2 separate regions of the Homo sapiens genome follow, and region 1 is linked to region 2. A link is a loop called in an ENCODE intact Hi-C map of the cell type or tissue named here. Cell type or tissue: CD14-positive monocyte. All regions are shown on one strand. Links, peaks and the distances in the headings refer to the core of each region. The heading gives the core; the rest is flanking DNA.

Region 1 (15,965 bases), core at 3,615-11,614, 52 kb before region 2:
AACTAAAGCACCTACAAAATTTATGAACCAAGAGGGTAGAGTTTTCATAAGCTTCTCAAATCACCAACATTTAGGGAGTGCCTACTGTGTGCAGGGGCTCTCACTGGCATTGAGTGCTCTCTTCATGTTGGGAACATGAAATATACAAGGGAGGCAGATTGACAAGGCCTCAGCTGTGCATTGGTGGTAAAGTGCCGCATGCCACATCATTTAAAAAGGATGAAGTATTATAGCAAGTTGAGACTCAGGTTACAGAAAGAAGGGGTGATGTTAAAATCCCACCTTTGACCTTAGACCTAGATCAAATACCCATCTGTTAATGTAATACTGTAGAGCACTCATGATCAGACAAGCTGCCCCGATTTGAAGGCCGGAAGATACAGAATCTACTGTGCCCTTGCAGGTCTCTGATTTATGTGGGGTTGATATTTTGGGGTGTTAGTTTGACCACCAGGTTCAAGTTTAACCATTAGGATTTCAAATGAAAAACACAAACGATGAGTCTCAGCCTTTTTCTTGATTTGATAGGCATTGTACAAACAGTCACAAACCACATAGTCCCATGGACATTTCAGGGTTACATGTAATTCCAGGTATACTCATTGCGGCTACTCATTTTCTTCCCTGGGGAAAGCACATTAGAATATGGGAGGGTAAAGGTAAGAGTGCTGAGAGCTCTATACGTATGCATGCAAAAGGTTACCTCCATTTCAACCAGGGTCACCCTGTACCTCCAGAGATGCATTGATCAACCCCCATTTTTCTGGCCTGATAAAGTCCAATGTCTTTCTCAAGTTTTTGCACCTTCCCAGGTGGCACATCCTCTCTTCTGACCTCTGGCCTTGGACCCAATCCAGCAGCTGCTGGATTAGGTCAGTTTGGTGACCATTTTATCAGCCTCCTTGGACTGTCCTTTTTGCCTACTATGTAGATGTGAAGCTTCGTCTCATCTTTCTACTGCAAACATTCACTTAAAGAAGCCATCTCTGGGGAAGGTGTGAGATGACAACAGAGACTTACACTGAAACAACATCGATGTCTTGAATTGTTAGGATTTTTTTTTTTGAGACAGGGTCTCACTCTATCGCCAGGCTGGAGTGCAGTGGCGCGATCTCAGCTCACTGCAACTTCCAACTCCTGGGTTCAAGCAATTCTTCTGCTTCAGCCTCCCGAGTGACTGGGACTACAGGCGTGTGCCACCACACCCAGCTAATTTTTTGTATTTTTAGTAGAGACGGGGTTTCACCGTGTTAGCCAGGATGGTCTTCATCTTCTGACCTTGTGATCCACCTACCTCTGCCTCCCAAAGTGCTAAGATTACAGGTGCGAGCCACCACGCCCAGCCAAATTGTTAGGATTTTTTAATGCTTTGGTGATTTGTGGATCCAGGCTCAGGTCCTTTGTTCCTTACCCTCCCAACTTCCCCTCTCCTTTTTATCCCATCGCCCCTTCCTTCTCCCTTCCCCCTCCCTCCATGCAGTCTTCTCTCTCCTCCCCTCCTTTCCCTTCCCTTCTCTTTGTGTCTCAGTAGACCAAAGCGGATGTTGCCTCTCTCTGCTATTAGGGAAGGAAAAACAGTGTTTTTTCTTTCTTTCTGCAGTCCTTTTTTTGTGGGTAAGGTTGCAGAGAAAGATAAAATAATGAAGAACAGAGAAGACAGATGAAGTCTTCAGGATAGGCAGAAAGACTAGGGAAAAGAACCCTGCATTTGCTTAGACACCGAGAGAGAGAGCCAGAGGGCCAGGAGATCTAGGCACAGGTTCTGGAATCAAACATTTCCTGGTTGGATCCCAGTTCAAACACTGGCAGTAGTGCCAAGAGGCAAAGCACTTCATCCATTTTGACTCCCAGTTCCTTTGCCTTTAAAATGGAGTCATAATATATTCATTCTTCAACTCCAGATTTCAAACTCTGAAAAGAGATTTTAAAAAATCTAGGGTTGCAAAAACATTTTTGGCAGTAAAACTTGAGGTCCCCCAATGTGACCCTATTTAATGTGGTCTTCAACCTACTTTAATGTCTATCCACACATTTTACTGCAGGAAGATTAATGCATTTGAATTCCAGCTCCCATGGGAGATGATTTATGCTATAGGAACATGCTCCATATTGTCTTTCTAAAATCCAAAAAATGCTCAATTCCAGAAATACAACTGGCCCTAAGGGCTTTGGATAAGGATATCCACCTCAGAGGGTATTTGGAATCCTGAATGGGGTAATAGATGTAGGACGAGGCCCTTAGTAAGTGTTGGCTGCTGTGACCATCATGGTACTGTGGTCTTGAACACGTGCAAGTATGTCCGTCTCCAGGAGTAGCCGTGAAACTTTGTGATAGTTGTAGGATGCACACAATACCCTGTCAGTTACACATAGGCTTCTTTTATATCTGTGGTTTATATCTGTCTTGAGTATTGAAGTTGGTTCTGATTTTCTTTTTAGATGTCTCCTCATTGCCCTCTTAACTCCACTTTTTTATTTTTATTTTTTTTTGAGACAGGATCTTGCTCAATAGCCCAACCTGGAGGGCAGTGACATAATCTCAGCTCACTGCAACTTCCGCCTCCTGGATTCCAGCAATTCTCTTGCCTCAGCCTCCCAAGTAGCTGGGATTACAGGCGTGCACCGCCACCCCTGGCTAATTTTTGTATTTTTAGTAGAGATGGGTTTTCGCCATGTTGGCCAGGCTGGTCTCAAACTCCTCGCCTCAAGTGGTCCACCCGCCTTGGCCTCTCAAAGTGCTGGGATTACAGGTGTGAGCCACCATGTCTGGCCTTAAATCCACTTTGTTAACTAAGGAAAAATAGTATTATTTTCCTCACTATTCCAACTAAGGAAAGGAAAAATAGTATTATTTTCCTCACTATTCCTCTGCTCCTCTCCTTCCATCCTCCCTCCTCTTCTCCCCAGCGCTCTCTGTACCGTGTGTGTGTGTGTGTGTGTGTGTGTGTGTGTGTGTGTGTGTGTCTCAAAAGCCCTTTCCAAGCCGGGCGTGGTGGCTCACGCCTGTAATCCCAGCACTTTGGGAGGCCGAGGCGGGCGGATCACGAGGTCAGGAGATCGAGACCCTCCTAACATGGTGAAACCCCATCTCTACTAAAAATACAAAAAAAAAAAAAAATTAGTTGGGTGCTGTGGCAGATGTCTGTAGTCCCAGCTACTCGGGAGGCTGAGGCAGGAGAATGGTGTGAACCCGGGAGATGGAGTTTGCAGTGAGCTGAGATCGCACCATTGCACTCCAGCCTGGGTGACAGAGCGAGACCCCCTCTCCAAAAAAAAAAAAAAAAAAAGCCCTTTTCCTCTGATCTCAGGGAACTAGAGAGCTGGTTACTTTGGAGGCTGCAGGGCTTTTCTCTGAGAGTAGTGATTACTAGTTAAAAGATGCTAAATGTGAAACAGTTATTTCTTAGGGGCCAGGTGCTAAGAACTTCTCAACAGGGACAACTTAGTGAGGGAAATGGAAAATGAATACACACGATATAAAACTTTGGCTATAAATACAAGATGATTTGGGGGGTGGGAGCGAATGGCATTTTGTTTGGTGTTTTCTCCATTGTAAGTCCTGTTGCCTGAGGTAAGGTAAAATTCTTTTTCCTAACATAAATTTAGGAAGTTGAGTATGAAGAAGAATAAATGGGTCTAGGCTGGAAGAACTTGATTGATTGAAATAAAAAAATTAAAGGCTTTTTGTCCCACAGTGATAATCAAAACATCCTTCTATTATTTAAAAAACAAATCTTGATGTCTAGTATAAAAAAAAAAAAAGAACAAACTGGCTGCAAGTTGTGAATTCATTTTGCCTGTCTGTGCCAGTTTTCCAAACTGGCAGAAGGGAGACTTTATTTCTGAGTATGTACTCCATTAAATATTTCAAGTTGTTAGAAGTATTCTTGGTTTTTGTTGTGTTTTATTTTGATGTTAAGATGGGTTCTCAGACCCTAGCCTAAGATCTGGATTTCTGTGTTGTCTTCATGACAAAAAAAAAAAAACAAAAAAAAACCAAAGACAACAAATGGAATAAACCATTGTAAGTAAAAAGGAGATGTAAACAGAGCACTGAGAACCTTACTTTTTTTTTTTTTTTGAGACAGAGTCTCGCTCTGTCGCCCAGGCTGGAGTGCAGTGGGGCAATCTTGGCTCACTGCAAGCTCTGCCTCCCGGGTTCATGCCATTCTCCTGCCTCAGCCTCCCGAGTAGCTGAGACTACAGGTGCCCACCACCACGCCTAGCTAATTTTTTTGTATTTTTAGTAGAGACGGGGTTTCACTGTGTTAGCCAGGATGGTCTCGATCCCCTGACCTTGTGATCCGCCCGCCTCAGTCTCCCAAAGTGCTGGGATTACAGGCATGACGCACCGCACCCGGCCGAGAACCTTACTTTTAATACAATTTTATGTTTACTTTGTCTACTCAGCCACTAGTCGGTTCTTGCTGACGTTATTTCAAAGGCTGAAGAAATAAATTTGTCTTGCCCACAATTACTATGATTCTTTGTTTTTGTTTTTTTAATAGAATCCACACTTTCCTCTTTATTTGTAATGGGTTTCTTGGTTCTACATGACACACAGCACCCCTTCCCAATCATGTTGCCTCAAGAAAGAAATAGAGAATATGTAGAAAATTAAAGCACTTACATTTGGAGTTGAAAGAAAAGAAGGCAATTGCAAAAGATCTCTCCTTATTCTGTAATGGAAGAGTGCAAATAAGCACATTTTTCCTGTCCTTCTCTAAGATGCTCCTGGCCCACACAATGCGCTTGAGAATAAATCAGTAATTCTCTATCATCAGCACTGCATTTACTCAGTCTCTAGGTATGGCACCTCAACAATGAGCAAAGTCTGAGCTTCCTCTCAAACAAAATTGAATTTAATACGTTTTTGTCTCTAAGATTCCTTTCTGAATTTTGAATTTCTTCTTTTTTTCAATCTGGTTGTTTTAATTTTGATTTTAGTTTGAAGGTAAATGTGGCTCCTGTGTCTTCTCTCTTATACCCAAAACATGTACATGGTAACTTTCTGAAGAACATGGGAAAAAATGGCTCCTTGTTGAGGGATGTGTTCAATAGAAAAAGAAGCCTGGACATGGAAAGATTCTATAAATGAAAGGATCTGGAGGATCTCTTTAAAGGAGCCTGTGAGGTTTTTAAACTTTATTTTAAGCTATTGTGAGCCTATGTTAGCCAGTCCAGGAACATTCATTGTAACTAAACCTCTTTTCCTTTTTTTTTTAAATTTGTTTTAATTCCCTTTTTATTTCTTCCTTCTTTTTCTTTTGGAGATGGAGTCTCACTCTGTCTCCCAGGCTGGAGTGCGGTGGCACGATTTTCACTCACTGCAATCTCTGCCTCCCAGGCTCAAGCATTCCTCCAGCCTCAGCCTCTTGAATAGCTGGGACTACAGGTGTCACCACCATGCCCCAGCTAATTTTATGTATTTTTGGTAGAGACAGTTGCCCAGGCTGTCCTTGAACTCCTGAACTCAAGCAATCCTCCTGCCATGGCTTCCCAAATTGCTGAGATTATAGGTGTGAACCACCACGCCTGACCCCTTTCCTTTCTTTTTAAATAGGCAATCAATATCTGATTTTATGAATGTCTGCCATTGTGCATGATTCAGCTAAGTAAGCCCTAATGAGAATTCAAAGGTTATGACGACTTAGTCATAGGAGTCTATAATCTAATGCAGAAAAGAGATTTACAAAGCATAACAAGGCAGTGTTTTATGTTATGATATAGGTACGGTGAAATGAGTTTAGGGAAGGAAGCCGGGGAAGGCTTCGTAGTAAAAGTGGCATTTAGTAGAACTCATGACGAGCTGAGGGATGCCAATAGTGAAAAGGCAATGATGTCAAGACTGTAAAGCTAAGGCTGTTTAGTGAATAGAGTATTCCAGTTTACCTAGAGTACAAGTTATGTGTGTAAGTAAGGCCTTGTCCTAAAAAAAAAAAAAAAAAATCAGTCTAGTGAGGAAAAAATGTAAATAAACAAATGAATGAGTACATTTTGCATTCTGAGTTATGCAGAAAGTGCTTTGCAACATAGAGGAAAAAGCCCTAACTGTTGTGGTGGTTGAGAGTTGATTGGAAAGCCTCATGGCAGGCTGAGTCTTGATAGAGCAGTACTTTGCCCAGTGGAAATAAGAAGAAAGCATATAGAAGTTCTCCTTATCCTTTGGACTTGCAATACACACAAAACTTTCTGGGGCTTTCTAAGGAAATTTTATTTCAAGATTCTGCTAGGCAATAACTCTCCTTCCTTAAATTGAAGGGTAAGGACTCTAAGTTCTGCTTTTTCTTTTCTCACTGAATTTGCTTAGGTTTTTTTTTCGTTTTTGTTTGTTTTTTTTTTTTTCACCTTTCTCACTGGTATTGATCACTTTCTCTTCCTTAGTAAAGCTCCATTTGCTTCTCTCCTAACCTGGACATTATAGGAAGCACTGATGCTGTATTAAAATTTAGAGAAAGCTCCCAGTCTGTCTTTCCCAACATCCCTTCAGTTTCAATAAGCAAAAAAAAAAAAAAAAATAGTTGTTATACAAGCATGGCAGCTGCCCTGCTGCTTTCTGTATGGTAGAGCAATATGTCCTCATGTTTGCATCAGGAAATGATGTTTCAAGTTGAGGTTCTGAAGTTTGATTGCTCAATTCTGTCACTTGCTAAATGTTTAATCTCAGGTTACCCAATCTCCCTGTGCCTCAATTTCTTCCTCTATAAAATGAAAATACAGTCATGTGCTGCATAATGATGTTTTGGCCAACAATGAACTGTGTATACAACGGTTGTCCAAGAAGATTATAATACTGTATTTTACTATACCTTTTCTATATTTCTATATGTTCAGATGCACATGCTTACCATTGTGTGACAATCGCCTACAGTATTCAATACAGTAAGCTGCTGTACAGGTGTGTAGTCTTGCAACACTAGGCTATACCATGTAGCCTAGGTGTGTAGTGTAGTAGGCTATACCATCTAGGTTTGTGTAAGCACACTCTATGATGTTCACATAACAAGAAATCTCCTACTGATAAATTTCTCAGAATGTATTCCTGTCATTAAGTGATGCATGACTGTAATGTACCTTACAGGACCATTGTGAGAATTAAATGAGATAATCCACAGAGAGCACTTAGTGCTGTGGCTGGGATGTAGTCAACATTTTAATAAATATTAGCTATTAATTATTTTTAATTTTTTGCCCAGGCTATTCAGCCCTTTCATCCTTTGGATGCTGCATGAAGATAACCTATAGTAGTTAATTTTGTCAACCTGAACTGGGCCATGGGATGCCCAGATATTTAGTTAAACATTATTTCTGGGTGTGTCTGTGAGGCTGTTTCTGCAAGAGATTAACATTTGAATTGGTGGACTGAGTAAAGCAGATGGCCCTCCTCAGTGTGGGGAGACCTCACGTTGTTCTTCCGGCCCTCATCCAATCTGTTGAGGCCTGAATAGAACAAAAAGGCAGAGGAAAGTTGAATTCTAGATCTGCCTGACTGAGCTGGGACCCATCTTCTCCTGTCCTTGGTGCTCCTGTTTCTCATGCTTTTACACTCGGACTGGAATCTACACCATTGCCTCTCCACCTTTCAGGCCTTCAAACTGTACCCCCAGCTTTTCTGGGTCTCTAGCTTGTGGACTGGATCATGGGACTTCTCTCAGCCTCCATCATTAGGTGATCTAATTCTTTATAACAATTCTCTTTATACATATATGGGCTGGGTGCAGTGGCTCACACACTTTGGGAGGCCAAGGCAGGAGAGGCCAGAAGTTTGCAACCAGCCTGGGCAACATAGTGAAATATAATCCCCACTCTACTAAAAAAAACGAACAAACAAACAAAAACAACAACAACAACAACAAAAAATCTCTCTCTCTGTCTCTATATATAGTGAGAGAGATTGTGTGTACATTATATCTATATGTAATCTCTCTCTCTCTCTCTCTCTCTCTCTCTCTCTCTCTCTATATATATATATATATATATATATATATATTCTATTGGTTCTGTTTTTCTGGAGAGCCCTGACTAATGTGTGGTTTGCAGCCAGTAGCATTGGCATAATCTGGGAGCTTATTAGGAATGCATACTCTCAGGCCCTGCCCCTGTAATTTAAACAAGATCTCTAAATGAATCATATACATATTAGAACACACAATTCCCCTACTGTCTATGAAAATTCCATGTTTATAGTGATGCTTCATCAACTAGGGAACAGCCACAGTCTCATACTACATATTAAGAGGAACATCTGTCAGTTAAACAATGATCATTTCAGCAAAGACAGAGAGTTCACATAGATCTAGCCTCGTTTCAAATGATGAAGTTACTAGGAAATAAATTATAGTATTTTAAGGCCTATTCAAGAACTCTCAGAGACATTAGACTGGAGGGCCATATCTTTACTCTGAGTACACTTGCATACCCAAAAGTAAGGGAGGTGCAGGGGAAGAGAGACCTAATCAGGCACATTTTTATTTGCCTTGCTCTCAAAAAGAGAGCAGCCTACAAGGAAACTGGGTTGGGAGAGGGGTAGGGCTAGGAGTACCTAGGAGTCAAATATCTCCTGAGAAAAGCTGACCAAACAGAGATAAGTAAGAACTCTAATAACTACTAACAAAAGGTCTTTGAGCCAAGAGCCCTCACACTGCCCTGGCTTTCTATAGAGTTAACTTGTCACCTTGAGGAGGAGAAAGACTACAATTTCCTCATGGAATTGGCAGGAGTGAGAATCCATAAATTAATTGGGAAAGTGCCTGTAGGTAACATAACCATACCTGAACTTTAGCTACTCACCACCTATCTCTACCTTCTCTTCTGTCCTTAGTTACCCGAATTACTGAAAAAAATATTGCAACCACTAAGTGTCCAGCTTTCCAGCGTAAGTTGTAAGGAACAGTAATTTAAGGGGATCAGGTAAACATTGAACAGATATGATGGTAATCCACCAATGCTGTTGGGCAAATATCAGCACCAGATGAAACTGTGTCTAATAAAAGATGAATAAGAAGTAGGAAAAATGGGACTTCCCTGAAATTCATAAAGAAAAATATAATGAAAAAAATGATGTGTAAAAGAAAGACAAATAATACATATTCAGAAGAGAATTACTTAAGGAAATAAAAATAATAGACTAAATTTCCTTTGTCCTCTCAAAGGAATTAAAGCCATGGTGAATGGAAAGGAGAGCTGGCATGCTTAAGAAATGGAAGGGGAAAATATAAACAGTTTTGAACTGCTTTAGAAGGACCAGAATCAACACTGAAAACAAATCAGAGGTAAAGAGGGTAGGCATGAGAAGAAACCACAGAGAAGGCAGTGGAAAAATACAAGGCAATGGAAGAAATTAACTAGGAACTCAGATGTGGAGAGACAAGTTGGGAATGATTTGTGTACTGGGAGATGAAAAACTAAAATGAGCTGGAGCTAAATAATGCATCAATATTTTATAAATATACTGTTATCCAAAACAAAACAAAACAAATAGCAGAAGAAGGAATGCAAGTTTTTATCCTTTATGTAAAGTTTGAAAACATTTAAACATTTATATGTGTATAACATGAGACTATAAAGCAATGGTTGAGAATAATAAACTCCAAATTCAGGAAAGTGGCTATTTCAGGAGGTTGGAGAATGGAATCTAAAATGTGTACACAGTGAACTTCAACTTCATTGGTTATGTTTTATTATTTTAAGGTAAGGTAGTGGGAACATGGATGTTCATGGTATTATTATTTATGTCTCTTTGTTTTGTGCTGGTGAGGATGTGGGAGAGCAGGATTTCTCATACTTTGCAAATGACATTGTGAGCTCTACTAAATTATTCCTGGGGCTTAGTGGGCATTTTCAAAATTTATATTCAGGACTTCCTTTATTCAGAAAAATTTTCTTCTATTATATCTTAAATTTTTATATTATAACATATTTAATTTTTATGACAATGTTTAACAAAAAGCTTTTGAAATTCTAATTGTAGTTGTATTAACTTATGTTATTACTTGGTAGGATTAACATTTTAATAATACCAAGTCATTTCATTTAGGAAAACTGTATAGGTTTACATTCATTCATATCTTAATTACATAAAACATATTTTTTGTAGGTTTTTCTTGTTAAATATATTCTAGATACTTTTTACAGTATATCCCTATCGTAAATAAGATAATTGCATATGTCTTTTTCTAAATCTATAATATTAATATAAAGAAAGTGATTAGTTTGTCTATATTTTTCTCACATATCGATACTTTGCCAGGTTTTCCTATTAGTCTTAATAGTTTTGTAGTTGCATCTCCTGGGTTTTCTAAGCACACAGTCTAAAACCTACAAATAAACATAATTTATCTTTTTATGTAAAAATGTTTATTTAGTTTTCTTACCGTATTGCATTATTCATATCCTCCAAAATAATTTTGAAAAAAAAATTGTGGTAAGAAGAATTTGTGATTTGATTCTGATTTTAGTGGCATTGGCTTTAAAATTTTACCATTTATAACATGTTTGTTGCTGTTTTTATTAAAAGTTACTTAATATATGAGGAGACTTCAAAGTGTTTTTGAAAAATGGAGTTAAAAGATAAAAGTAAAAAAAACATAGACTTTACTTCTTAACATAAGCTCCATCAAACTCAAGACAATTTTGTAAATGATGAGTCCACTCATAGAGAACTGAGGGTCCTGGGAATTTAATCATGTGAATGAAGTCTTTTTTTACGTTGTTAACTGAAGATAAATGGGTGCCCTTTACAGATTTTTCAAGATTAGGAAGCAAAATGAAGTCAAACGAATGGAGCCAAATCAGGACTGTAAGGTGGATGCCTAATGATTTCTCATTGAAACTCACAAAATTGCCCATGTTTGATGACACAAACAAGCAGGAACTCTGTCATGGTGGAGAGGAACTCTCTGGTGAAGATTTCCTGGATGTTTTTCTGCTAAAGCTCTGGCTAACTTTCTCAAAACACTCTCAAAATAAGCAGATATTGTTGTTCTTTGGCCTTCCAGAAAATGAAGCAAAATGACTTGAGCATCCAAAAAAATTGTTGCCATGACCTTTGCTTTTGACTGTTCCACATTGACTTTCACTGGACCACTTCCACTTCCTGGTAGCCATTACTTTGATTGTGCTTTGTCTTCAGGATCATACTGGTAGAGCAATGTTTTCTCTCCTGTTACAATTCTTTGAAGAAATTCTTTAAAATCTTTATCCCACGTGTTCAAAATTTCCATTGAAAACTCTGCTTTTGTCTGTAGCTGATCTGGGTGCAAAGGTTTTGGCACCCATGGAATGGAAAGTTGCTCAACTTCAAGTTTTCAGTCAAAATTTTGTAAGCTGAACCAACTGAGATGTCAATAGTGTAGGGTATTTTTTCTGCTGTTAATCGTTAGTTCTCTTCAATTAGGGCATGAACAAGATGAATTTTGTCTGGCAAATTGATGTGGATAGTCTGCTGCTGTGGGTTTCATTGTCAACATTGTCTCATCTCCTTTTTTTTTTAGAGACAGAGTTTCACAGTATTGCCCAGGTTGCACTTGAACTTCTGGGTCAACCCATCCTCCCACCTCAGCCTCTTTAGTAGGTGGGACTACAGGCACACACCATCATGCTTGGCCTCATGCCTTCTTAAAATGAATTATCCATCTGTAAACTGCTGATTTCTTTGGGGCATTGTTTCCATAAGCTTTTTGTAAAGCATCAGTGATTTCACCACTCTTCTACCCAAGCTTCACCATAAATTTGATGTTTGTTCTTACTTCAATTTTAGCAGAATTCATGTTACTCTTATAGGGGCTTTTTTCAAACTGATGTTGTCCTTACATCTTAGAACAAGTTAGTACAAGTTTATTTTGGTGCAACAAAATTTTGAAATTCATGCATGGGTTTTTTTCATAATCTGCATTTTCCGTGAACTTTTTGGAGACCCCTAGTATTTAGATTTCTTTAAAAAAGTGTCAGAATAAAACCAGAAATAAGATTATTTAGATAAATGATGTGATAATATTTTTTATTTTATTCCGAGTGTTTATTTGGAATTTTTGGTGACATATTTACTTAAAATATATCTATATTCTGGCATCGAAAGATATATTTTTAAAAAATTTACTATAATAATTATAGTTTTCTGAAACATTTCTACTTGACCATGTTATGTTACTCTTTTCATGCCTGTATGTATTCAATATGTTGATATTTTATTTAGAACATTAGCACTTATATTTGTAAGTAAATTATTTTTCTTTTTTGTGTTTTTTAAAATTAGTAAGTTTGGATATTCTTGTGTTAACTTACTAGATCATCTTAATAGTTTTTAATCACCTTTGGGAATCCAGTGTATTTTGAATAAAATGGATAAAATAGGAATTACAAATATTTTCTTAATATTCAAATTTAATTGGTGCTGGAGTTCAGAAAGAAAAAGTTCAGATAGGTAGCACAATACAGTATCTGGTCATATTTGATTTTTTGAGGTTTGGGTGGTGAGTAGCAAGAGTTCAGAAACCAAAGGATCCGTTAAAATTTTCAGAATATATTCAGCTCTTAAGTTGTATGGTGAGAGCTGAGATAGAGGGAAATACTCCCTGAACTTTTATTTGCTATTTTGAAGGTTAAATTGAATTCTGCAATGAAACTTTCTGGGTCTAGATCCTTTCTTGGTCTATGGCTTTCATGATGCTCCAACTTCTTCTTTGGTTTCTTCATGTTTTCTTTGTATTCTAAGGTCAACTTTGATTATTAATACTTTCTAAAAAATAATCCAATTCCTTTAGACTTACAAATGTATTGATATTAATTTGCACTTAATTTTCCTCAGAAATTATTTTATAATTATTTTAATATATTCTGTATCTGTAGTTATATTTCTTTTTCCAATTTCAACGTTGTAATTATTTTTTCTTTCTCTCCATCTCTATTTTTTCATATTCTAAAAATCAATATGTCTAGAGTTTTATTTCATTGTTTTTAGTTCAGGGATCTAAGCTTTACTTATTTAACATTGCTATTATTTTTGTTTGCTGCTTCATTAATTTCAGCCTTTATTAATTTTCTTCTAATAACTTAACTTTTTTCAGTTATTATGGTTATTTTTAAGTATCCTAAGTTATATACTTCATAAATTAAACATTTTTAATAACATTTAAATCTATCTTTTTTCTTATACAACTTAAAAATTCTATTTTATTAGTCTTTATATGAAGATTTTCTAGATAATTTGTAATCTCAGTTTTGATTTTATCTTAAGATAAACTAGGTTTTTAGAAGACTAGTTCTCAATATTCAAGTATTTAACTTTTTTGGTCATTTTCTTACCTCGTTTTACTAGATAAAGGCTAATTAATATCTCTACTTTTAAAAATTTATTAAGGTGGGCATAAAACAAAAATTTATTAATTCAATACAAGTTGTTGAGGGCCTACAATGTTCAAAGCACTGTTCTCAGTGCAGAGGATACAGAAGTAAACAAAACAGGCAACTAAGTTTGCCTTATTCTTTTATGGAGCTTACATTTTCATGGAAGTGTATAGACAATAAACAAACAAAAATTAATCTTCATTTCTTTATAGTAATGCAATAAATAAAAAAATAAATCTTCGAAAATGGAATGTTGTCTGGTGACAAATACTATGGAGAAAAATTAAGCAGGCAGGAAGATGGGAGTGTTGTAATACTGTAGGGGGAGAGGTGATTAGTTGTAATTTTAAATGAGATCGTCAGGGAAGGTCTTACGGACATTTGGGTAAAGACCTAAAGGAAGTAAGAAAATGAGTTGTGAAGGTGTCTAGAGAAAGGGAATTGCAGGCAGATGGAACAGCAAGTGAGAATACTGAGAGGTAGAATAGAAAATACTGATAGGTGATTTCAAATTTAGGTTGGGTCAGAGAAGCTCTGTCTGAGAAATTGACTTTTTAGTTAAGATTGAGGAACTAGCACTTCAAGCAGCAGGAATAGCAAATTTTCATCAATCATACTAAAGGACAGACTGACGTACATTCCTTTTGTCTCTGTAGAAACTTATATAACAAAATGGTTGTTAAACAGACAATCAAAGATGTAGTCAAAAAATGCACTAAATAAGGTATGTTAGGCACTGAATTAATGCCTAACAGCAATGCTTCTTTTGATTTTGTGATGTTTGTGATTTTGCCAACTTTTTAAAATTTATAATTTTTGAGATGTCTTTTGTCATTCTAAATAAATACTCATTACACATTTTTCAGCCTAGTTTTAAAAACATAGTTTTATATGTTCCTTAAGATGTGCTTTCCACTCTCAAACTATGAAAATTTTAGGTCACAGGGATCTTGGATATATCCCTGAACAAAGTATATGCTGCAAGTCAAGTGGGGAAAGGGTTTCCAAGAGGAGGGATGATCAATGAATGTATTAAGTGATGCTAATAGGTCAAGTAGGGTAAGGCTGGAGAAGTGCTCAGGTGTAGCAACATACGGTCGTTAGTGATAGAGACAAGAGCAGTTTCTGCCAATGATGGCAGAAGAAGCCTGCTTGGAGTTAGTTCATGTGAGAATGAAAGAATTTGGGGTAGGGAGTGTGGACAATTCTGCTCTAAAGAGATAAAAAGAAATAGATGGTAGCTGAAAATGAGATGGAGTTAGGAGAGTTTTTCATTTTTTTAATGATAGGAGAAACATCATGTTCATATGAGAAAGAGGCAGTGGGTGGAAATTTGATGAGGAAAAGTAGAATTTTTTCCCTTTTTCTTTACATTGTATTACTTATGTTCTCTATATCCTTATTTATTTTTATCTATTTGACTTACTAAATTGTGATATAAAATTCCCAGGCTGGGTGCAATGACTCACACTTATAATCCTAGCACTTTGGGAGGCCAAGAGGAGAGGACTGCTTGAGCTCAGGAGTTTAAGACCAGCTTGGGCAACATAGTGAGACCCCGTCTCCATAAAAGGAATTAAGTTTTAATAAAACAATAATTAAGACAAATTAAAAAACTTAAATTCTGATATAAAATTCCCCATCATGACTGTGATTTTTTTAAAGGTTATACGTGTCTTTGTTACAGTTTTGTTTCATGTATTTTACTGCTGTAGATTTTGGTCTACAAGAATTCATGAATTATATTTTTAGATTTCATAATATGCCTCTTTTTCCTGCTTAATGATATTGATCTTGAATTCTTATCTGATTTTGATTTTGACATTTCTGCTTTCTGTTTGCATATATTTACGTGGTGTAATTTTCCATGTGCCTTTATTTTAAAACTTCCTTTGTCATTTGGTTTTAGGCATGTTTCTTGAATATAGTAATAAGCTGGTGTATCCATTAGGATAATTTGGGTTGCAAATAATGCACAAGGGTTTAAAAAATGAAGTGAGATATGTTTGCTTTTATAAAGTTCTAGGACAGATCTAGTCCAGGCATGGTTTGTGTGTTGTGACTTGATTTCTCTCTATTATTTCAGCTTTCATTTCCTGGTGTGTTGTGCAGCTTCTCTCGTGGCAGCAAAATGGCCACAGAGGTTTGATTCCAGGCCTTTCATGTGTTTACACCTTACAGTCCAGCAGAAGAAAGAGCTCCTCTTCTGAAAACCTTGAAAGCTCTTGAATCTTATGTCTAATCCCCCAACAAATCACTATGATGGCATGCCATACCACACTGAGTCTGGGTCTGTGCTACTTATCCTTGAACCAATCACTTTGGTGAGGGGATCGGTATTATGATAAATGGTTAGTTTATGTAAATTAAGGCTGAAGCCTAAAATTGAAGCTTGAGATTCATTCCCACTCAAGTTAATGTGCTATTATTCGAAGGAACAGAGTAAGTACTATAAATATTGGAAAGAAGTTAGCACATTTCTCACTGCTGGAAAACCATACAATTCCATATCTTCAAAAGCCAAATGGATCAACTCATAAAGTATATCAGAAATAATCAGAAATAAGTAAGATTATTTTTACAAGATTAATAATGGAAAAAATTCAATCATTTTTATATAA
Region 2 (15,965 bases), core at 3,896-11,895:
TGTTTCTACTGATGAATCAACCTATAGTCACTTCATAGTTTCACTCAAAAACATTTTTTTCCTTTCCCAGTTTTGTTTTTCTATTACATTTGTGTTTCTCTTCATCCCACATGAAATCTTCTATTCCCAAGAGAGCTCCTGAATGAGAAAGAAGAGAGGACAAAACAATGAAGTGTGAGCACGGAGTCAGTTGGGCAAAGTCCCAAGATATCTTCACAAGAAGGAATAACAAGGGTGGAGTGCACAGTAGGAGCAAAAAGTTGCTGAGTCACATAGAGACTAATGTTCCCACACTAGGATAGGAAGATCTTGGTACACAGACAACAGTTTGTCTGCAAGTCTTTTCCAGGGTTACTGGGCTGCCTAAACCAAACCACCCCTTCAGGCTTACAATAGTATGATGTTCAGCGACTCATCTCTTAAGACTCTTCCTTTTGACTCTTGTCATGCCTTCCCCATAAAGATCATTTCATGAATGGTTTGTCTGTGGTTCAGAGAGAGACATGTAAAAAGCTTAAATAGTATAAGGTAGGGTCTAGGATTAGTGAATTAATTCAACACATATTTATTGAACATATATTATGCATCAGTCATGTTTTTCTCTAGGAATTAGAAATAGAGTTATGGGTCACTGCTCCATTGAGCTTCCGTTCTAGCGATAACTGGGGAGTGGTGAAGAAGTCAGACATTCAGCAGATAAGTCAATGAACAAACATGATTATTTCTGAAGGTAACGTTTACCAAGGAAATAGGCCTGGGGGTTACCACTGAAAGTGATGAAGGGAAGGTGGAAGTGAAGTGTTCCAGGCAGAGGGAGCATCATATGCAAAAATAGCATGTGCAGATGAGAGTGGCTTCCATCCTTTTTTTGTCAGCTTCAAAGGCTTCTAGGAGCCATGGCAGAAGCTGTGATATGCCCAGAGGGCCCTGCAGTCTGTTGATGTTTCAAATCTAGGGAAACACAAGGGCCCTAGGCAGCATAGCCCTGACCTAAGAAAAAGAGGGTGATTAAACACCTCATGTCTTCTTTTGTCATTTTTGCTATTTTACCTCCCCTCTCAGTCTCTACCCACTTCTAGAACAATCTCATCTTTAGGGGTAGCTGCAAACAAGTCCCCATGGAAATGCTGAATAAAAGTATTTGAGGAACTTCTGTAAATAACTTTGAGAAATGATACCATAATTTCACTGGGCTTTGAAAAAAGTGCTACACTGTGGAATAATGAGTTTTATTGTAGTACATTAAGTCACTGATTCTCAACTGGGAGTGATTTTGCTCCTCTGTCTCCTTCCCCCAAGAAGACATTGGTAATGTCTGAAGACACCTATGATTGTCACAACTTGGGATATGAGACATCTAGTGAGTAGAGACCAGAGAGACACCATTAACCATGTGATAGCACACAGAACAGTCTCCCTACAACAAATAATTATCTAGGCCTGCATAAAATGTTGAATCAAAGCTCTTGTAGTTCTTCTTACCAGCATAGATTTAATCTTTCACATCAGTGTCCGGTGTTGTCAGAGTACAGAATGGGTTCCGTTTCTGGAGATTGTTAGTCTTCTGGATCCATTATTGGGGCTCAAATCCTGGCTCCTGACTTATCAGAGGTGTGACTAAATGTCTGTGTGTGAGGCCTTGAGCAAGTTGGTTAGCATTCTGTGTCTCCATTTCCTTATCTGTAAAATGAAGATAATAATAGTCCCTACCTCCCAAAGTTATTTTGAGGAAACTGTGAAGTGATGTATTTGATTATTAACAGGGTCTAGCATACCACGATCACTCAATAAACATTAAACATTATTATTATTTCCTGCTGCCAAGTCTTGCTTACTGAAATCAAGACTGGTAACTATCAGAAGATTTGGGTGGAGATCATCAACATTAGCATACCCTGTCCCACAAATTCATTTTGGATCCTTCATCAGCTAGTGGCAGCAAGTATTTATGGACTGCCCAAATGTATTTACGAAGAGCCTGTTATGTTGCAAATACTGTCTTAGATGCTTAAGATATAGCAGTGAAAATAACAGAAAAAAATTGTTCTAAGGGAGCATCTATTTGTATGAAAGAAAATAGACAAAAAATAAACAACAGTCAAAATATGTAGTTAGGTGAATGTTGGGGAGAGAAATTGGTAGTGTTGGAGGTGTAGTGTAATTTAAATAGGGTGGTGAGGAAAGACCTCAGTAAAAAGGTGACATCTGAGTAAAGACCCAAGTGAAATTAAGGAGTGAACCAAGTGGATATCTGGGGGAAGAAGTTAATAGAAGCAGTTGGCTGATTTGTGAACCAATCAGAGTTAGGTTATGGGCTGTGATTTTGTTGACTAATTGCACATGCCCCTTTCTTCCTTCCCTGGCTCTCTTCTGCTCATTTGGAAGAATTCTCTGTTTTTTTTTTTTTTCTTGTCTAGATTAGAAATTCTTTTCTCTATTCCCACAGCATTCTACTTCCTCTATCAAAATAGTTATCACACTTCATCATATAACTTGTTGAATTTTCTTTCCATGTTATTCTAGAAGGACTAAAAAGACCTTCTTGTGCCCCCAGAAATTATATCTTTGATATCCAGCACAGTTCCAGTAACCTGCCAGGCATCCTGCTGAATAGGGAGAAGGATGAAAAATATGGAGTGGACAGACCTGGTGGAAGTTTCCCCTTGAGTGCAGCAACGTGATGACCCCAGAGAAAAGCAGTAGACACATTTATCTTTGACTTGAAAATAGAGCTGATGTTTTAAAGCCTCAGTAAAGTATCTTAGCTATTTGAAATTTGCATGTGTCGTTGCACCACTGTCTGCGGCAGCTGATTCCTGAAGCATGATTCAAAGTGAATTTGAATTGCCTTTGGTATCTGCTATAAGGCTTATTAGACAGCTTTTGGGGACAGGCCTCAAAGTGAAAAAAGAAGTATAGTCCATTGCTGAGCAAGGAAGAGTATTTGAAACTGGCTTGGTTCAGAAACAGTGGCTACCTCTAAAGTGTCCTTGTCAGAGGCATGCTTAGAGTGACCAGTCATGCAGCAAAGACTTGCCTTTCAACAGCACATGTTATCTGGCAGAAGAACCCTTCATTACAAAGACAACAGCTTCCAGTGGCTTTTCCTAGAACTGTCCAGAAGCTCAGGTTTTCTCATTGAAAGATCAAGATCCTAATCTTTTATTAACTCTATGCCTATGCAGTATTTTTTTTTCTGTGATTTTTATCATGGAAAGAAAGGAATACGTCTTCTCAATATTTGGATCTTTTTCTTAGATTCCTGCCATCTTTTCAAAGCTTAATGATATGGACAGTTTAAACCCCGTTGTCATATTTGAATTTTCTATTCTCTGAGAATAGTGATTTAAGAGGCTCAACTCTCACAAGAAAAGTATCTGAGGAAATTGAGCAGAGATATGAAAAATAAATTGTCATTTGTTTACAATAAAATTCAATTCACTTTAATAAATTTTGTATTAGAAGCTGCCAAATCTAGTCTCAGCTTCCTGTTTCTCCTGCAACCTGGACACAAAAGCATTCCATTCAACCTCCCCTTCTAGTGACTGATTTTTTGCCAGGAACTCCCGGCATGCACTGCCATCTGTTCACCTCTCAGCTGTTTGAACCCACCTTCCTTCCTAAATTAATACGAGAAAGCATCTTCTCTATGTCAGTCCTTTCAGCTACTCCTTTACACAACAGCTAACTCCAACCTAATTCTAAGTATCAGGATTCATCCATAATTCTCTAAGAAGACACAACAGTAGCAAAACTGGAAAACCAAACCTATCTAAATATATGGCCCAATCAGCTGCTTAAAAACACTGCAGCTATCTTAAAGCATGTATTGCAAGCAGAATATCTGAATCCAATTAGATTATTTGATATCACACCTGAACTGAAGGACTCTCTAGAGGCAAATTGTTTTTCTGTTCTCTTCTTCAACTACTGTTGGGCCATCCAGGCCCAAGAGTTCTCAGCTCAAACGTTTTGGGGAGATAAGTTCCGAGATCAATTCAATAGCTGCCCTTTTTTTCTTTTCTTTTCTATTTGGCCTTTGGGTAGAATTAGCCACTTAATTTTTTTTTTTTTTTTTTTTTTTTGAGACAGAGTCTCACTGTGTCATCCCGGCTGGAGTGCAGTGGTGCAATCTCAGCTTACTGCAAGCTCTGCCTCCCTAGTTCATGCCATTCTCCTGCCTCGGCCTCCCGAGTAGCTGGGACCACAGGCACCTGCCACCACGCCCAGCTATTTTTTTTTTTTTGTATTTTTAGTAGAGATGGGGTTTCACCACGTTAGCCAGGATTGTCGTGATCTCCTGACCTCATGATCTGTCCACCTCGACCTCCCAAGCGCTGGGATTACAGGCGTGAGCCACTGCACCCGGCAGCCACTTTTTTTTTTAATATGAGGAGTTTCTTATAAACATATCTCTTTCGTGTTGTGTCTCTGTCAGGTTTTGGTATCAGAATAATGCTGGCCTCATAGAATGAGTTAGTGGGGACTTTTATTTTAAGGCCAGGCATGGTGGCTCATGCCTGTAATCCCAGCATTTTGGGAGGCTGAGGCAGGCAGATCACCTGAAGCCAGGAGTTCAAGACCAGCCTGGCCAACATGGCGAAACCCCATCTCTACTAAAAAATATAAAAATTAGCTGAGCATGGTGGTGGGTGCCTGTAGTCCCAGCTACTTGGGAGACTGAGGCAGGAGAATTGCTTGAGCCTGGGAGGCAGGGGTTGCAGTAAGCTGAGATCATGCCATGGCACTCCAGCCTGGGTGACAGAGCGAGACTCTGTCTCACAAAAAAAAAAAAAAAAGTGAGATCATGTCTCTTGCAGCAACACAGACAGAGTTGGAGGCCATTATCCTAAGTGAATTAATGCAGGAACAGAAAGCGAAATATTACATGTTCTCACTTATAAGTGGGACCTAAACACTGAGTACATTTGGACACAAAGAATGGAGCAACAGCCACTGGGACCTACTTGAGGGTGGGGGGGTGGGAGAAGGGTGAGGATCCAGAAAACTGCTTATTGGGTACTATGCTTATTACCTGGGTGATGAAATAAACTGTTCACCAAATCCCCGTGATACACAATTACGTACCACTGAACCTAAAATAAAAGTAAAAAAAAAAAAAGAGTCTCTTTGGAAATTAGAGAAGACAAGACTGAAGGAAAAGAAAGTGGAGGAAAAATCCAACTCTTCTTAAATATTTCTCTCTTCTCTAGAGACACTGTGCCAATAAAGATGAGAAAGGAAAGACTCGTGGTTGTAGAAACTGGCTGGGAGAAAACCTAAGTGTATTAGTTTCCTAGGGCTGCTGTAACAAAGTACATATGGTTCTTGACATAGTTTGGCTGTGTCTCCACCCACCCAAATCTCATCTTGATTTGTGGCTTCCATAATCCCCACGTGTTGTAGGAGGGACCTGGTGGGAGATAATTGAATCATGGGGGCAGTTTCCCTCATATTGTTCTCATGGTAGTGAATGAGTCTCACAAGATCTCATGGTTTTATAAGGGAAAACCCCTTTCACTTGGTTCTGATTCTGTCTTGCTGCCTCCATGTAAAACGTGCATTTCACCATCCGCCATGATTGTGAGGCCTCCCCAGCCACGTGGAACTATAAGTCCATTAAGTTTCTTTTACTTTATAAATTACCTAGTCTCGGGCATGTCTTCATCAGCAGTGTGAAAACGGATTAATACAATTCCCAACATATTATGGTTCCACTTGCAATTTTTCAACTTTATGATGGTGCAAAAGTGACACATTAAGTATCTACATCTGGATAAATCCTTTATAATTTGAAAATATTGTGACATAACCCCATCCTAAGTTGAGGGGCATCTGTGCTACAAACTGGGTGGCTTAAACAACAGAAATGTATTGACTTACAGTTCCGGTGGCTAGAAGTCCAAGAGCAAGGTGCTGGCAGATTTGGTTCCTTCTGAAGCCTGTAAGGGAGAATCTGTTTCATGTCTCTTTCCTAGCTCCTGGGGATTTTCTGTCGATCTTCGGGATTCTTTGGCTTTAGATGCGTCACCCCAATTTCTGCATTGATATCCACATCACATTCTCCCTGTGTGTGTGTATCTTCTTCTGTGTGCAAATTTCCCCCTTTTAATAAGGACACAGTCCACAGTCCTATTGGATTAGGGCACTCCTTAATGACCCCATGTTAACCTGATCATTAGCAAAGACCCTATTTTCAAGTAAAGTTACATTTGCAGGTATTGGGAGTTAGCATGTCAACAACTTTTAGGGGGAAATAATTCAATGCATAACACTAGGATTGACTGGAGCTGAATAAGGCCATTGTCTTCTTTCTGAATTCAAACTTGAATAATGGAGGAGGTTTCAGGCTGCTTAGTTGTATAGATTGCAGCATGAATGTCTTTCGTTGCTTAGCATTCTCATCAATCCACCAAGGCATATTCTGGCTCTCTTCTACATGTCTTACATTGCACTGTTTCTTATATACATTTTGAAAAATTATTTTGTTGCTATCAGTGTAATTTTTTCCTAGAAAATGGCTACATATGGGATGTGGAAAAGATAAACAAAATAAAACCCAATTTTAAGCACAAGAAATTGATCCAACTCTTTTTTTTTTTTTTTTTTTTTTTTTTTGAGACGGAGTCTCGCTCTGTCGCCCAGGCTGAAGTGCAGTGGCGGGATCTCGGCTCACTGCAAGCTCCGCCTCCCGGGTTCACGCCATTCTCCTGCCTCAGCCTCCCAAGTAGCTGGGACTACAGGCGCCCGCCACTACGCCCGGCTAATTTTTTGTATTTTTAGTAGAGACGGGGTTTCACCGTTTTAGCCGGGATGGTCTCGATCTCCTGACCTCGTGATCCGCCCGCCTCGGCCTCCCAAAGTGCTGGGATTACAGGCGTGAGCCACCGCGCCCGGCCGATCCAACTCTTATAGTACTTGTGAGTGTAGAAAATAAGAGTTGCTTTGGGTCTTCACTGGCTATTTTTCCAGAGTTTCCCTACCCGCTGTCATGCACACATCTACAAGACGCTAAAGCACTCATATGCATGCACATGCAGAAACTCATACATATACATAAAAGTGTAGTTTTCCAACAGAAGTTCTTACATTGGCTCTAGACAAGACTACTTGAGCATTGGCTCCAATTCCTCCTATATGGCAGTAACTCCCTTCATATTTCATTTGTTTTTAATCTAAAAAACAATTATTACCTCCTACTGGCAGATGACTGTCTATTAAATGCCCAACCTCCTGTATGCCAGCAGTAGAGCAAGAACAAGATAAATTGCTACTGGTTTCCCCAGGAGAAAATCTACTTTATCTCAAACAGCTGAATTGCCAGGTGGAGTTGAGTAAACTGTGGGGTTGCAACACAGTTGAGGCACAAAGTTCACCACTAACGTAAAACAGCCAACTCAGTTCTGCTTTTTAATGTCTTCTAAACTGACGGAACTGAGCAATATAAACAAGAGTGAAGCAATAGCCTCAGGGGTTGTCATTAGACAACTAATGAGCGAACAGCTATTTTATCATGTTTATGTGAAGAATACAATTTTATCTACTTGCCCCCCAAATTTACGGGGAAATAAAGGCCAAGAAGAGAAAAACTTTGCGGAAATTATTAGAGAAATATTGTTTATTTCCTGCTAGGTCAAATGATTCATAGTCTTATAGAGTTAGAAAGACCTTTTAGAGAGCAACTAATTCCAACTCCTTGTTTTCTTAGGTAAGAACACAGGAACTTGGGTAAATTAAATGGCATGAAGCCGGTTTAATGCAAAGTTTAGAGAGTTTTGGATTTAAGTCTCTTTGTATAATGGAGATAAAAATACATAGGTTATATGTTTTTATGAGGATTAAGTGAGAGAACACAGAGTTCCCAACTTGTCATATTGTGAGTTACCTTCCCTCCTTTGACCAGGGTCACCTAGCTAATTAGTTACAGAGAAAAGATTATCTATCATTTCTTAGTTCACCATCTCACCTCTGCCCACTGTTATCTTGGGCAGGACAGGAATCCTTTCAGGACAGGATTCCTGAAATCCCCAAACAAATGAACTTTATGGTTAAACTAAAAACATATTTTCAGTTTGTTGTTTCCAACGGCCCCACTAACAACTTTTACCAGAGCTGCTAATAATTAACCGAAGGGAATGACTGGATGGAAACTTTGTTCTGGCCTCCCCAGAGTGTACCTTGCCAGAGGTGGCGTGAGAGGCAGCCAGATTAAGAGAGAGAAGGAAAAGCCAGAAGCCTGCAAAAACACACATGTGCAATTGAACATCTTGGCTCTTGGACACTCAGAGCTGCAAGACATCGAAGTGCTTTCTTAATTTGTGTATTTACAGATTCGGGACTTCATCAGGGTCCAAACTCAGAGCGGTAGACCAGTGCCCTGGGTTTTCTCAGTGGCATCTCTTGCTCAATAAATTCATTAGTGACTTTCTGTAGCCTTACCCGGATCACAATCTCTGTTTTAACACTGTGACCTTAGTAGGGGTTCTCACAAAGTGGATTTCGGAAGAGAATGGAGAGAAATGGAGTGGGGAGTCATGGTGTTTGAGCATCAAGCATTCTATTGTTGATGATCTGGTGCTTGGCATCTCTTCATAAAGGTGGAAGATCAAAGAATACTTAAATTAGATATGCAAATAGAAGGAAAAACTAGCAACCCCTAACTTCTCTCTAAAATGCTAGTGATGAAGAAATTATTTGCTATGTGCCAGTCATAGGCAGCTATCGAGGGCTGCTTTTGTGGCTCTTTCACTGTTATTTTCCATGCATGAGTTTGGATTAGGTAGAGCTGCCATGTTCTTGGAAGCTGTCTCTTTCCCAGAAAGGATTAGAATTCTGCCCCATCATTTTGTCAAAAAAGCCAGTAATTTTTCTCACCTAGTTTCAGAATAAGAGGTAAAAATGTGCTAGGGCAACATGAGTTATTAGCCTTCCAAGCCATCAAATATTCAGAGGCTGTCATAGCCACCAACAAATCCCCTGGGCCCAGAATTGTGCAGAAGGTGTTCCATGATTCCTGGTTGAACAAATGAGGGATGGAAGAGGCTACTTGTGAAGACAGTTGCCCTTGATTTAGATGACTTTCACCAACCTTGGCTAGTTGAGTAGATATATTTATGGTATCCTGTTAAATTCTTTATTTACGATATCCTGTTAGAGTCTGTCTTCTAAATCCAGACATCCAAGAAAACAAGCCAAAATTACTGAAGAAACAAATAAGATGATTGACTTAATTTCAGTTTTGCAATTGAAACTAAATGTTCTATTCTAAAGTTGTAGAGAAGTAAGTTGGACTCTCCTCTGTTGCAAACAAAGATATTAATATTCCCATCGTAGGGTTGTTGTGAGGATTGAGTTGGTACCTGTTTAGAACAGTGTCTGCCAATAGAAAGGGCTCTGTAAATGTTAGATATTTTTTATTAATTTTTATGTCATGGTTTGAGCATGCTTTTAGACTAGCTTTTCAATCTTTTTCTAATTTCTCATATAGACAAGCATATATATAGTTTTTGCATAAATGCATATATGTTATCTCACACATATAATTATATATTATTTAGAGAAGTATATTAAAACTTTTGCTTAGCTTCTACTTCCCTTTCTTTCCTCCTTTACACCCCTCTCTGCCATGTAACTCGTTTGTGACTTGATATGTACTTTTACATTTTTCCCCTTGCTCATATCATATATACACTTTTTACACTTACACACATGTATAAGGGAAGTTTTGTTATTGTTTGTTTTATGAGCATTGCATAATATATACTTTCTACATCTCTTTTTTCATGTAAAGCATAACTGTACAGAAATCTCTTATAAGTAGAAATTTAGCTCTAATGAGTCTAACTCCTTGGAACTGCTGCCTAATAATCCATGGTGTGGATGAGCTGTTACCTATTCAGACATTCCCTATTGACTGGCATTTACTTTGATCCCTGTCCCTTCTCCTTTTCTTGCTATTATAAACACTGACATTAGGTGCCCTTTTACACATGCTCTATGTAATATTGGTCTGGGAGAGTTGCCAAGGAGAGAGATTGCAGGGTTAAATGGTGCATGTATCTTCAGTTTTTTTATGTCTGCTGCGAAATGGCTTTCCAAAACAGTTTTTACAGTTAAATTTTTCTCAGCATGTATGAACATCCATTTTTCCATATACCTACCACTAATAGAGGTTATTGATCATTTCAATTTTTGCCAGTCTGATGGACATAAAAATATATATATCATTGTAACTTTAATTTACATTTCCCCGACTATGATTTAATGTGAGAATATTTTCATTTGCTTGTTGGTCATTGCCCCTATGTAAATATCCTATTTGAATTCTTTATCCTTTTTTTCCGTTATTCATTGTCTTTGCTTTTGTCAATTTGCAAAACAAAACAAAAAAACACAAAAAACCCAACTGTTGCTGATGCCACAAATATTTCCAAACCTATCATTAGTCTACTGACCTTGTTGTGGAATCTTTCTTTTAACAAAATGTTTTAAATTCTTATATGATCAAGTAAGTCTCTCTTTTCTTTTATATCTTCTCCATTTTGACAAGAAAGCCTCCTTCCACATAATAGATTGTACATATATGTATATATGATATGCTAGATTTTCTTGAAGTATTTATTTTTTACAGTTGTCTTTAATCCAGAAGGCATTTCTTTTTGTAAATGGCATAACATTGGGGTTTGTTAAAAAAATCAGTTGAGTAGCTAGTTGTGCCATAATCAATCAAATACATATATAAATATGTATGTATATATGTATTCATATATGCATGTATATTTCCATATATGTACATGGATATATCCATATGTGTGTATATGTATATCCATGTATTATGGATATGGAATATACTTTCATTGGAAAAGAGTCTGGTTCAGTTTGAGAAGAAGGTGTTGAGTATGGTGTCACAGGAACAAAATATTTGAAAGAGAGAATTTGGAAGCTAAGATTAATTTGGAATCTATAATTGCACGTAGCTTTCTTCCCCTCCGCAACAGATTCAATTCTCTCAGACTCCTGAATCAAATGTCTGGTGGAGCCCATAAGTAGTAGTAGAAGTCAGTGAAACTAAATAGAGGATCAATAATTGTATATGCACATACATATATCAATATATGTATATATGCATATATGTATGTGTGTGGAAATGTATACATGTGTATATTATACATATATAGAGAATAAACATATACATATATGGAGATTATAGATACACACATAGATTAAATATATACCATATATATGGATACACATATGATACATGTATATCTCTACATGTGTAAGGTATATACATATATATTTTTATATATATATATCTGGTATATACATATAGAGATATACACACCATACCTATGGAAATATATATATGGGGGGTGTGTGTGTGTGCACGCATATAGTAAACATATATATATATACACACACACACCATATGTATGGATGTATGGATATATATGATATACATATGTGTATCTATAATCTCCATATATGTATGTGTTTATCTTCAATACATACATATAGTCCGGGCATGGCATGGCGGCTCATACCTGTAATCCCAGCACTCTGGGAGGCTAAGGCGGGTGGATCACTTGAGGCCAAGAGTTCAAGACCAGCCTGGCCAACACGGTGAAACCCCGTCTCTACTAAAAATACAAAAATTAGCTGAACATGGTGGCACATGACTGTAATCACAGCTATTTGAGAGGCTGAAGCATGAGAATCGCTTGAACCCAGGAAGCAAAGGTTGCATTGAGCCGAGATTGTGCCACTGCACTCGGCTGGGACAACAGAATGACACTCTGTCTCAAAAAGAAAAAAAATGTATAGATATATATCTATGTATACACTTCCATATACATACATGTATGTGTGTATACATACATTCATATATATATGTGTGTATATACAATTATTGATCCTCTATTTAGTTTCACTGACTTCTGCTACTACTTATGGGCTCCACCAGCTATTTGATTCAGGAGTCTAAGAGAGACTTGAATTGGTTGTGGAGGGGAAGAAAACTCTGAGCAATTATAGATTCTAAATTAACCTTAGCTTCCAAATTCTCTCTTTCAAATATTTTGATCCTGTGACATTATACTCATCCTCAAAGTGAGCCACAGTCTTTTCCAGTGGATGCATCTCTTGTATCACTTAACATGACTAGCCATTAGAGAAGTTTCTTTGTGTTCAGTTAGATACTAGAGACTCCATGCATCTCATGACCATGCACTCTTTCTGTAGTAAGTAGCTAGAGAAAGCAGCAGGGTAGTATGTTGCTTATCAGAGAAGTTAATATATCCATCTTCTCTCCCCTCATTTCTTTTGCTCAAATGAAATTTGGTATTTTGATAACTAAGACACAATTTTACTTATATCTATATTTTGATAACTGGACACACTTTTACTTACATCTATACTAAAATTTGAATATCAGTTATGGGGATTTGCTAGCAATTATGCCAACAAAATAGTAGAATGACATCCATGCATATCAAAAAAGCACAACTGACATATTTAGAAACATCTCCTATTAATCCAGGTTCATTTCAACCTGAATTCTATTTAAAGTCATGAAAAAAAAGCAAGACACAACAATTATTTAATCCGAAATGTGATGTACAGTAATGATTCTCTTTCATCCTAGGACAACACATTTCATACGTGTAAGTGACTAAAGGGCAATGACTCTTTATGGATTTTCCCTTTGGTGACCTTTACAAAAAGTCTAAGGTAAAGTTCTAACTCAGTTCATTCTACCTCCCCCTCACTGCTCTAAAAGAAGTATTGGGGAGGTGTCATTTCTACAAATCAAGTTCTGACTCAGTGCCAAAAAATTTTTAAGGAACAGAATTCTATATGCAGATTGCCTAGCCCAAGACAACTTTATAGTCACCAGGACATTTTTTTTGGAGGTGGGAGGGTGCAGTTCTCTGTTAAATTTTATTATTACATAAAACATAGCCTCTTCTCTTTTTTTTTCTGTACTTGAAAAAGCAGAAACTTTTTGTCATCACATAAACTTATGGAGTCATAGAATCTTAGGATTGTAAGGGACATTATAATGTAGTCAACATTAGAAATCAGCTACTTTAAACTCTTGCTAAATGCTCCCACTCCCCAACTCTGCTGTATTTTTTTTTCCTTTAGCTGAGAATTGATTTAAGGGAATGCAAGATTCTGTGAATGCCTGAACTCTGTTTCATGTCCTACTTCTGTCTTCCTCTGCAATTTGTTTAAATGACTTTGCCAGGAGGACTTTCCAGAGGTGGGGTTTTGTTCTTGAACTCATGTGAGAACACATTCGTGCCCTACATTCTGAGGGGAGGTGATCTCGGCGGGGATTTTTTTGCTCATGGAAGAAAAATATATGAGCGCATTTTTTTCTACTGGGCACAGCTGGTAGTTCCCTACTGACTGGTGTTTGTTTTGAAGTCACGTGGCAAAGGGGGTTTCTGCCAATGTTTACTCATTACACATTCAAATATGACACCCTGACGCCCATTCACAGTAGAACTTCAATGTTGCTATCCAATTCTCTTGCCAGAAACGGAAAGTTTATTCCCAGAGTGAAAGTTGCTCTCTTCGCAAATGCAGAGGGTTTAGTGCTCAACAGTGATAGTTGAGAATTGTTGGTTTTTAAATATTAAATTTATTGAATTATTTAATTTTTACATGATTTAAGTGGACTGCTTGGCTCATTATACCTAAAATAATTCTTAGTCAGTACCGCATTTATTAAAGAATAACTTTATGCTACAAGGAAGGGAGGCTGACAACCACTTTATACATTACTACCCTGATATAACTGAAATAATTTTATGCCTATTTGGGGCCCCTCCCTGTGAAAGGATGATACACACCTGCCATATTGCATGTGGGCAATGCTGTGACTTGCTTTGGCCAATGAAATAAGGGTGAAAGCCACTTTCTATCAGAAGCCCTAGAAGCCAGTGTGAGGTCCATCAATTGCACTTTTCACACTGCCACATTACTGGCAATGATCCAGATAGAGGCTGTTCTGTCCGCTAAGTCCTGGAGTAAACACAAAGCAGACCAAACCCACAGCAGACAAGGAACATGAACAAGAAATCAATCTTTATTATAGTGAGCTCCTGAGATCTGAAGGCCATTTATTACTGCAATACAATCTAATACAACCTAGCTCATTCTGACCAATGAAGATTGTACATTGGAAAGAGCAGAAAGATCCTAAGATAAATCCTGGTTCTGCCATTAAATAATGATGTGAACTTGGACATTTGGAAAGTACCAATGACTTTGACAACTTGAACCTCAGTTTCCTCTTGTGAGAAATGGACATAATAACCATTCCCTTCCTGATCATACAGAATGGTATGGGGCTAAAATCTCATCATTTATGTTGTAAATAGTACACTGGAAAGAACTATTGCCTATATAAAAGTAAGGCACTAAAATTATAATTTCCTTTTTTAGTGAGTCGCGTGTACTGATCTTCACCTCTTTTCAACTTTCTAGTAAATAGATGTTCTGAAGTGTATCCTCGTTATAAAGTTTTAGAAGTAATCAAACACAGATAGTCATACTTTCCCGAGAATGGCACTCCTGACTATAGTGGACCATTCTTTTTTAAAAATCTAGCTTTGAGATGAATGGATACACGTGGAGTGCTGCTGAGACATATGGACACTTGCCTGGCCAGGCCAATCTGCCCGATTATCTTTTCTGAGCCATGAGCATATCATGTTCTGGCCAAACTGCTTTTGCATTCTGAAAGAACATTGTAACAGACAGAGAATACTGTTATTTATTTTACCAGGAAGAATTAGATAGTGAAAAGAGCATTAGCTTTAGAAACAGGCAGACTCAGCCCATAGTAGTCACTCAATAAATATTTGTTGAATAAATAAACAATCAGTTCAAATCTCACCAACGATTTCTAACTGTGTGGTCTTGTGCAAGATATTTAACCTCTCTGAGTGTCAATTTTATTATAATTCCTACCTTAAAAAGCTTTTTTTCTTTAAAGATTAAGGAAATGGTAGATGTACAAGGTCTATCAAAGTACCTAGTACAGATTGAATAAATGTGAACCTTTAGTTAATTAGCCATGTTCTTTTCTGGAGTGGGTGACCAATTTATAGAAAAAAAAGTGGGCTTTAGGGCTTGTTTGCAGGGCTTCATTGGTGAATGAAGTCTCTAGATTCCTTCTGAAAAAATCAATAGCATTTTGACAAGACTATACCTTCTTTGCCACAGAAGCAATACTATGTAAGTGCACCCGAGGAAAGCATTTCAAATGCTTTTGATGCACAAAAGCTTCAAGGACTCTGCCTTTGAAAAGTTTTCCTAACAAAAGGAACCACACAGCCTCCCACTGCCTGGTTTCTAGATTGGTTTTCCATCTCCTCTCAACCATACTGCCTTTATCTCTCAGTTCCTGTATCTGCCTCTTTAATATACTTGCAGGTGCTTGAAAGACCCTTCTGCAGGTGTTTCTTAGTATCAAACTTAGGAATTTATATGAGCAACAAAAAGATAGATGGCAAACTTTTAACTGATCTGCATCAACAAAGGAAGAAGAGAAGAAGCATTGGCCGGAAGCCTATTATATACATGCTGCTTTTCCAGATATTTATCATTTCATTTAATCCTCACAGCAGCTCTGCGAGATACATGACTTTATTTATTTATTTTTGCTGTGGTGATTTTAAAATGAGGATAACAAAATACAAAGAAGTTTAGGAATTTGTTCAAGGTCACATAACTAGTAAGTGGCATAGCTAGGAGTTGAATGCCAGTCTGTTTTTTTTCCAAAACCATGTTCTTTTCCTCACATTACCCTTCCTCACTGTTTACGGACTATTCACTACCTCAATGCATGATGCAACAAAGACGTCTGACAGCTTGCTGTGTTGTGGAGAGAGCCTTCAGAGCCAGGGGACCTGGGTTCTTGCACTGATAATGTCATTTACTAATTATGTGGC

The links. A loop is a pair of places that touch in the nucleus more often than their neighbours do. Peaks named below come from ENCODE experiments on the same cell type or tissue, not always from the same donor. Only the 100,000 strongest peaks of a DNase experiment are listed, where the experiment ranks them.
Region 1: it touches region 2 in a loop (2.3-fold over the local background); 34 of 110 quality-filtered maps call a loop at or near these places.

What each region holds. Positions count from the first base shown.
Region 1 is chr12:92,114,586-92,130,550 of GRCh38, reverse strand. All of the region lies in intron 1 of LINC01619 (long intergenic non-protein coding RNA 1619), which reads left to right. Among named protein-coding and RNA genes, the nearest start is that of LINC01619, 20 kb to the left of the region's middle. In CD14-positive monocyte, for the core only: no CTCF peak of the experiment used is centred there; DNase peaks (open chromatin) are centred at 5,720, 6,200 and 6,620; H3K4me3 peaks cover 3,246 bases; H3K27ac peaks cover 3,892 bases.
Region 2 is chr12:92,062,674-92,078,638 of GRCh38, reverse strand. All of the region lies in intron 1 of LINC01619 (long intergenic non-protein coding RNA 1619), which reads left to right. Among named protein-coding and RNA genes, the nearest start is that of LINC01619, 72 kb to the left of the region's middle. RefSeq lists enhancers at 112-406, 1-954. In CD14-positive monocyte, for the core only: no CTCF peak of the experiment used is centred there; a DNase peak (open chromatin) is centred at 7,398; H3K4me3 peaks cover 2,833 bases; H3K27ac peaks cover 4,698 bases.